Linked DNA regions of Homo sapiens: regions 1 and 2 are each linked to region 3. Evidence: read pairs that join two places in POLR2A ChIA-PET (ENCODE). Cell type or tissue: PC-9. All regions are shown on one strand.

Region 1 (2,500 bases), 290 kb after region 3:
ACCACCATTTTACAGAAGACAAAACTGTTACCTAAACAGAATCTAGGAACCAATGAGCTGGGTTGAAGTCCTAGCTGCACCTGCTGTGGCCAGAGCCAAACCAAGCCCTTTAAGTGTGGTACAGTCAGGCAAACCCTGACTTGGACTCAGCAGGCTTGGGCTCAGATCCTGGCTCTGTGTTGACCTTGACTCAAGGGTTTTCCATCGCTAGTTCATCGTGGCTTCACAGGAGCAGCCTGGCCTCTGCCTCATGGGGTTTGGTGTGAGGGGGTGGTGTGGGTGAGGCCGATCTGTGCTTGTCTGAGTACCCTTGTTGCCCACCATTGTCCATTTTTATTGAAAATAATCCAGTCTGGGGCTCATGGCTTGCACACTGGCTAAAGTCTTTAAAAACAAATCTTTGCCACGTCCCAAGGATGAGGGAGTGGTGTGGACAGTCCTGGAGAAGGTGACAACTCTGAGAATGTGACATCCCTCTATGGATGGAGGCAGCATTTGTTGGCCACAGTCGTACTGAAAGGGAGGCAGGTCTCTTATCCTGATGCTGTTTCTTTGGGGTGAATGATTGAATTAGCGGAGGATCTAGGAGCCTGTGCTCTTCTTTCCCTGTGTGTGGGTGAATCATTTGTCCCGCTTTCCTCCTCCAAGGCCTCTTGGTAGCCATGGCCCCTGCCCCACGTGGGATCCTGATCACTCTCTCCTACCCACAGCTCCATCCTGAATCTGCCAGGGGAGTCGACGCTGCGGAGGGACTTTCTGAGGCTGCAGCTGGCCAACAAGGAGCGTTCTGAGGCCCTACGGAGGCAGCAGCTGGAGCAGCAGCAGCGGGAGAATGAGGAGCACAAGCGGCAGCTGCTGGCCGAGCGTCAGAAGCGCATCGAGGAGCAGAAAGAGCAGAGGCGGCGGCTGGAGGAGGTGAGGACCTGCTCGGGCCACCTCTGACCCCAAGCCTCTCAGTTGTGGTCACTCTCCAAGCATTCCCTGGGGGCCCACATCCCACCTGTGAGCACACAGAGCTTAGAGGCACAAAGGGGTTGACTGCAAGGGCAGATAAGTCCTGAATGCTCTTACAAACAAAAGGCTTCCCTTGCTTTTTGTGGTGGTGTGGTCATTTCAGAAAAGCAGGTGAAGGCCGTCACCCCTTCCTGTCTTGCCCATATATCACCTTCTCAGCACCTTCTCAGCTTTACTTAAAGTCACAGTCCCTCCCTCCAGCATGTCCTATTTCCCTGCCCTGCCTTATTACTTTTACACAGCCCTTAGCACCTTCAAATATAGTCTACATATACTTTTACATGCCTGAATGTCCCTACTGGAATTTAAGCTCCATCAGGACAAGGAGATTTTATCTCTTTTATTCCCTGATGTATCTCTAGCATGTCGTAGGTGCCTCATAAATATCTGTGGAATGAGTAATATATGAATGAATGGGTCAGTAGTTGAGAGGTGAAATATAGGTATTAACTAGATCACAGTGAATAAGCAGATAAGTGGAATTTCAAGTATGGAAGAGTAGGACCTGCCTATTGATGCTCTGAATGCTAGGAAGAATGTTTCACAGATCCTTTCCCAGACATCCCTTAGTACCCAGGGCCTGTCCTCCAGCCTGTGGGCAAGACCTGCCTTTAGCAGCAGATACTGCTTATCTGTGTGGGAAGCCATACTGCTAGCCACAGTTGGCTGCATGCCTTGTCCTGGGCCAGACTCTCACCTTGTGGTCTTACAGACATTTGTTAAAGCCTCCTTCCCAGAACTTTGCCCAGATATCTCAGGCCTCCTTCCTCTGCCAGATAAATCAAAGCCTCTAGACAATTAGGAAACCGAGAGAGCATATCTATTGGGGAAGTTGGGCAGCAGATGAAAGGCGCACTAACTGCACGGTAATGGGATAGTAATTTTACAGGTTTCCCGAACACCAGCTTGCTTCTCATTAACGGGCTTGCAGCAATTCACTTGCTTTGCCAGGTGGCCACTGAAGATTTAGAGGGTGGTGAATTGCAGTCACCAGCAGCAGATTGCTTTTTAAATGGTACATCAAGGTCCAGCCTCCCTGGTTTAAATCAGTAAGGGCCTCAGTTCCAGTTTGCAGCAAATCCCATCAACCTCATTATGTCCTTCAAATATCAGTATCAGACCAGCAACAATAATACCCAATGGTTACAATTATTGAGTGATTTTAGTAATGTCAAGTACCAGGCAGGATGCTTTGCTTATAGCCACTATCTCATCTACTATCATTATCTCTTTTCCTGTATTGATTATCTCTCATGCAAAACTCATAATCCCCATTTAACAAAGAAGAAACTGAGGTTCAGGGAGGGAAGTAATTGGTCCCATGTTGCAGGGTACTGTGTTTAGTACTTTACACGAATTGTCTCATTTAATCCTCACAATAATCTCCAGTCTAAAGATAATGCAGCTGAGTCTTAGAGAGGTTAATAACTTGTTAAAGGTTGAGAAGAAAACCGGGTTTCAGATCCAGGGGATTGGCCTGCAGAGC
Region 2 (2,500 bases), 130 kb after region 3:
TACCTGTGAAAATTGGGAGTGTCATTTTTGAAGCAGGGGAGATATTGATCTTTTTCTGACTTATTTGACAATTTTAAATGAGAATGATTCTTGCTCAGATAATTTCACTATTTGTGAAATTAAAATTAATTAGTAATGTATTGAACTAAAAAAAAGATATTTATTGAAAGAAAACACTGAGCCTGCTTCTGTGAATCTACAAAAAATCTGTGATTTTAATGACATTGTAATTTTTTCATATTGACCCTTAGTGAAATACAGCTTTTGGAAAATCCCTTCTCTATGAGAGCATTGCTAAATAAGGAAGTGTTTAGGTTTTGTAGGAGTAAAAATAGCTTCTCCAGGGATGTTGATATTTAAAATAATGCAAATGTACAATAAAATCCCACAATCTAAACTCTGGATTCAGCCCATATACCCAGAGTTTTAGAATACATTTCTGACTAAAACACAAAAGACCTTGAAAGCAGGTGCTGTCTTTGTCCCCTGATACCAATGTGTTTTAATAAGGTTCCACCAGATTTTCAAAGTCTTTGGTTAAATTGGAACTGACATTTATGCTAATTAGCTGGGTTTGGGAGTGAAACAGGTAAAATTGAATTACAATGGGCTCCAAACTATATTTATTTTTAAAATAGTGGCTCTGAGGGATATTTGGTTCTATTTGTCAGTTATTTCATATCTCGCTACTTTCTATCATTCCCTTCCCGCCTGGTGTGTTAATCTGGTAATCTGAAATCTTTTTGTCTGCCTGTAACATAATAGGCTGTTTTCCTGTAGTCCATCTGTCTCCTACACGAGGTGAAAGTACTTTTCAGAAATGGCTTGGGTTGATATTATTAATCTTTATAAGCAGAGAATTCCTTGAATAATTTAACAGCCAAATGGCATGAGGGGGACTTGGTATAAAAATGAATTTTCCTGTCAGCTTTAAAAATTACAGCGTGGCCTGCCTTTTATCTGTGCAACTCAAATATCAAAACAATGGATGTTTATGCTCTTTATACAGTTTTCTGTTTTGCATTACCTAAGACCTAAGACGATGAAGAAACATTTAGACAATTTTGGTTTACTTTTTTTTTTCTGCTAGAAAACCGCAATAAGTTAATTAGCCAAAAGAAAGTCCTTCTTGTTCTCTGAAACAACAGATGCTGCCTTTGACCTTGGAATTTAAGGGAAAATCTATTTTTGATTACATGTCTTGAATTTCTTGGATTTGCCAGTGTTAGGGCAGCAGTTGTGATTGAGTGCTTTTGAAAGTATATGCATGATTTTCAAAGAAATCAGTCTGCACAGCTGTTGCTAAAGAAATCGTTGTTCTCCGTCCTTCCAGTTCATTACTATATAAGGTTTTAAAAATTATTTTTTCCCCCTACTTTTAATTGGAGTTATCCTAGTTACAGATGTCACAGCCTCTGAGCTACTGGTCTTCCACCCGACACCCTGCTTCGTTGCAAAGGCCTAAGGTTGGAGTATGCTGCATTTGATTGGCAGGGTAACATTGTTCCTCTATGCTGGGATGGGGAAATACAGCCAGTCCTGTGTTTAGGCAAGCCAGCAGGAGTGGGACTATTAATAGCCAACTATGTGTTTTCTCTCAGACACAGCCTCTTTACAGTGCTCTTTGCTTGCCTATCTTTTGGAAAGTCATGTGAATGCAGCAAAAGCTTTCTAAGAAATATGAGGGCCAAATGGCATTACTCTGCGTGAAGTATGCCCACATGGGATTATTAGTATTTTGTTAGAAGACCATTTAGCAAGTTTGTTTGTTTCTGAATCAAAATCCATAGATGCTCATTGAACATTTTTTGTTTTTTTCCATAAATCATGTATTTGAGAAAGACATCTTGATGATGGGAAACTCTTACCTTGGAGAAACAAAGAATCAAGTAGTGACTTTATCCTCTAGATAGTACTGAAATCAGAAGTACTTTTTCCCTTTAAGTGTCATAAAACACAATTACATTTCTTTCCACATATTTTCAACCTGAGCAAATTGACAGACCAGGTCAGCTTTTTTCCTGGGTCATTTTCCTGTGTATTTTCTTTTTATCTTCTGGATGTAATCTTTTATTTGTAGACCATTTTAGTGAAGCCCCTAGTAACAATTTATTTAATTTTATTAGTCAATTTATAGGCAGAGGGCAAGACACATTAGAATATCATCATGGGTACTAAATTAGAAAATTTAAATCAAAATGTCTATGTTCTTTGAGCTATGCCTGCTAATTAAAGAAGAGGTAAACTGCTGAAATATAATAGGCCAACGTGGAAGGGTCCAGAAGAACCATGGAGGACCCCCTTTCCTCTGGCTTGATCAATTATAAGAGAGCAAATGGAAGAGGCTATACAACTTTCTCCAGAAATGGGTTATTTTGCAGGCATGAGCAGTCAGGTGCATATTGAATAGCCACAGATTAAACTCTCCTCTCCTACGCTTTCGGGGTCATCCTTCAAGATGCTTTTAGCTAACCTCCAAGATTGGGTGAGGGCTGATGCT
Region 3 (2,500 bases):
TTGGAATGCTCCTATATTACTGATAGGAATGTAAAATGGTACAGCCATTTTGGAAAACAGTTTGACAGTTTCTCAAAATGCTAAATACAGAGTTACCATGTGACCCAGGAATTTCACTCCTAAGTATATGCCCAAGAGAACTAAGGACGTATTCATGCAAAAAAAAAAAAAAAAAAGTGTACATGAATATTTATAGTAACCTCAAATAGGAGACAACCCAAGTGTCCATCAACCAATGAATGAATAAACAAAATGTAGCATAGTATATCCTTACAATGGAATATTTATTCTACAATAAAAGGAAGTGCTGATACACACTGCAACATGGATGAACATTATGCTATGTGAAAAAAGCCAAACACGAGAAGACACATGGTTGTATGATTCCATTTATATAAAATGTCTGGAATAAGCAAATCCATAGAGATAGAAGGTAGACTAATGCTTGCTGGCAGGGAGTGACTGCTAACGTCCCAAATTAGATAGTGCAGATGTTTGTACAACTCTGTGAAACATACTAAAAGTCACTTGTACACTTCAAAAGAGTAAGTCTTATGGAATGTGAATTAAAGCTCAATAAAACTCTTATTAAAAAGTAGATAAAAGGGTTAATAATCTCTCTACTGAACAATTATCCCCCATAATGAATCCTGTTTCATCTGTACTCCTACCCACCTTCTCCCCCATATTATTTTAAAGTAGCATATTATTTCATTTATAAATATTTCAGTAGTTTGTGTACTTAAAAAATACATAACCATAATAGTATTATCATGCCTAAAAAATTTAACGTGTAATAAAATATTCAGTCAGTGCTCAACTTTCTAATCATGTTTTTAGACTGCTTAGCATTTTGTTGTGGAGATGGATCATAATATATTTAACCAGTTCCTGTTGATGAAGCTTGAGGTTATTTCTAACTTTCCAACTGATAAATAGTGCTTCAATAAACATCCTTATATATAAGTCTTTGTGTGCATCTCTGTTTCCTTAGGATAACTCCTTAGAAATTGAATTTAGAATGAAAGTGTATGAATGATCTCTAAGGCTCTAGATATTGCCAGATTGGCTTCCAATTTCTTGTGCTGTAGGTGTGTAGCATTTATAAATGAACACATAAGACTCTGAAAAATCAATTAGTTTACCAAAGATCGTAGAGCTACTAAGTGGCTGAGCTTACGACTGACTGGCCCAAAGCCACTGCCAATAGTGACTCACATAGCCATCATTTGATTTATGGACCTTGTCATGACATCAGAATTATCTGTTGTATTATCACCCTGAGGCTCACAGACTTCCCAGAAGCCTTTGGTTTAGGGCACAAGTTGTCTTTCATGAGCATAGTGGTGTTTTAAGAGCTATTTCCAAGGTATTTCTTCCTTGTAACTTTGTTTTGTAAGATGACCAATGTCAGATTATAACGTGTTTTTTTTTTTTTCTTGCCTAAAACCTTAAAAACCTAATATGGTAGCTATTTGGGGATTAACAGTGACATTCTTGTGGAGTGTATCTAGGGGATGTTTGTTTGTTTATTTATTTATTTATTTGTTTGTTTGAGATGGAGTCTAGCTCTGTTACCCAGGCTGGAGTGCAGTGGGGCGATCTCTGCTCACTGCAACCTCTGCCTCCTGGGTTCAGGCGATTCTCCCGCCTCAGCCTCCTGAGTAGCTGGGATTACAGGCGCTCGCCACCACGCCCAACTAATTTTTGTATTTTTAGTAGAGATAAGGTTTAACTGTGTTGGCCAGGCTGGTCTCAAACCCCTGACCTCAGGTGATCCGCCCGCCTCAGCTTCCCAAAGTGCTGGGATTACCGGCGTGAGCCACTGAGCTTGGCTTGTTTACATTTAAACTGTCATTCTTTCTGGAAAATTATCCAGCAAGTGTGTTTGGAGGATGTGTGGAATCAGGCTCAAAGGTTTCAGTTTTTTAAGAATTGGAGACAGCTGACTCTGTGATGATCATAGAAGATAGCAAGGTGAGCTACGGCCATGATAGAATAGAGACTATTCTCAAGCCTTAATCTGCCAGACAATTGCTAAAATCAAAATCTTAAGTTGTGCTTTCAGTTTTTCACATAGGTAGATATTTTAAGATTCTAATGGAGAAAATAGAAGATAGAACAGGAAACCACCAGAGTAAAAAGCTCCGTATTCTGGACTATAATCTACTTTCAACCTGGTTTATAAGTAAGAAACTATTAAAATTGACACAACTTTATGGTAGTTGGTCTTGCAGAGGGCAATTTTCTTGATTTACTACAGTTTATAACCTAATCCTCCATTTAAAATGCCTATAAATTATTTATGTCTAGGGTAAAAATCCAGGGCTTCACATGAATATGGTTTCATCATTTCTACCTCTAGGTATTTTTTTTAAAGCTGCCTGTAATCAAATGATAGCAGTGTGGTGGGTGGAACAGGTTGTAAGCAGTAATTGCAAACTGTATTTAAACAATAATAATAATATTTAGCATTTATAGAGCACTTTATATCTTCAAA

What was found. ChIA-PET counts read pairs that join two places held together with the same protein. Peaks named below come from ENCODE experiments on the same cell type or tissue, not always from the same donor. Only the 100,000 strongest peaks of a DNase experiment are listed, where the experiment ranks them.
Region 1: POLR2A ChIA-PET joins it to region 3 with 5 read pairs; 1 of 35 experiments calls an interaction of 5 or more read pairs at or near these places.
Region 2: POLR2A ChIA-PET joins it to region 3 with 7 read pairs; 4 of 35 experiments call an interaction of 5 or more read pairs at or near these places.

Annotation. Positions count from the first base shown.
Region 1 is chr3:171,155,875-171,158,374 of GRCh38, reverse strand. TNIK (TRAF2 and NCK interacting kinase) reads left to right here. Exons shown (of 33, transcript NM_015028.4): 12 at 711-915. The region is part of intron 4 of LOC105374216 (a long non-coding RNA gene); the gene reads right to left. Among named protein-coding and RNA genes, the nearest start is that of MIR569, 50 kb to the right of the region's middle. RefSeq lists a silencer at 661-955. In PC-9, a CTCF peak has its summit at 833; a DNase peak (open chromatin) is centred at 1,474; H3K4me3 peaks cover 1,142 bases; H3K27ac peaks cover 2,500 bases.
Region 2 is chr3:171,319,936-171,322,435 of GRCh38, reverse strand. All of the region lies in intron 2 of TNIK (TRAF2 and NCK interacting kinase), which reads left to right. Among named protein-coding and RNA genes, the nearest start is that of TNIK, 140 kb to the left of the region's middle. RefSeq lists an enhancer at 1-481. In PC-9, no CTCF peak of the experiment used is centred here; no DNase peak of the experiment used is centred here.
Region 3 is chr3:171,446,246-171,448,745 of GRCh38, reverse strand. All of the region lies in intron 1 of TNIK (TRAF2 and NCK interacting kinase), which reads left to right. LOC124906303 (a long non-coding RNA gene) reads left to right here. Exons shown (of 2, transcript XR_007096168.1): 2 at 1-2,500. Among named protein-coding and RNA genes, the nearest start is that of TNIK, 13 kb to the left of the region's middle. In PC-9, no CTCF peak of the experiment used is centred here; a DNase peak (open chromatin) is centred at 1,265; H3K4me3 peaks cover 439 bases; H3K27ac peaks cover 1,508 bases.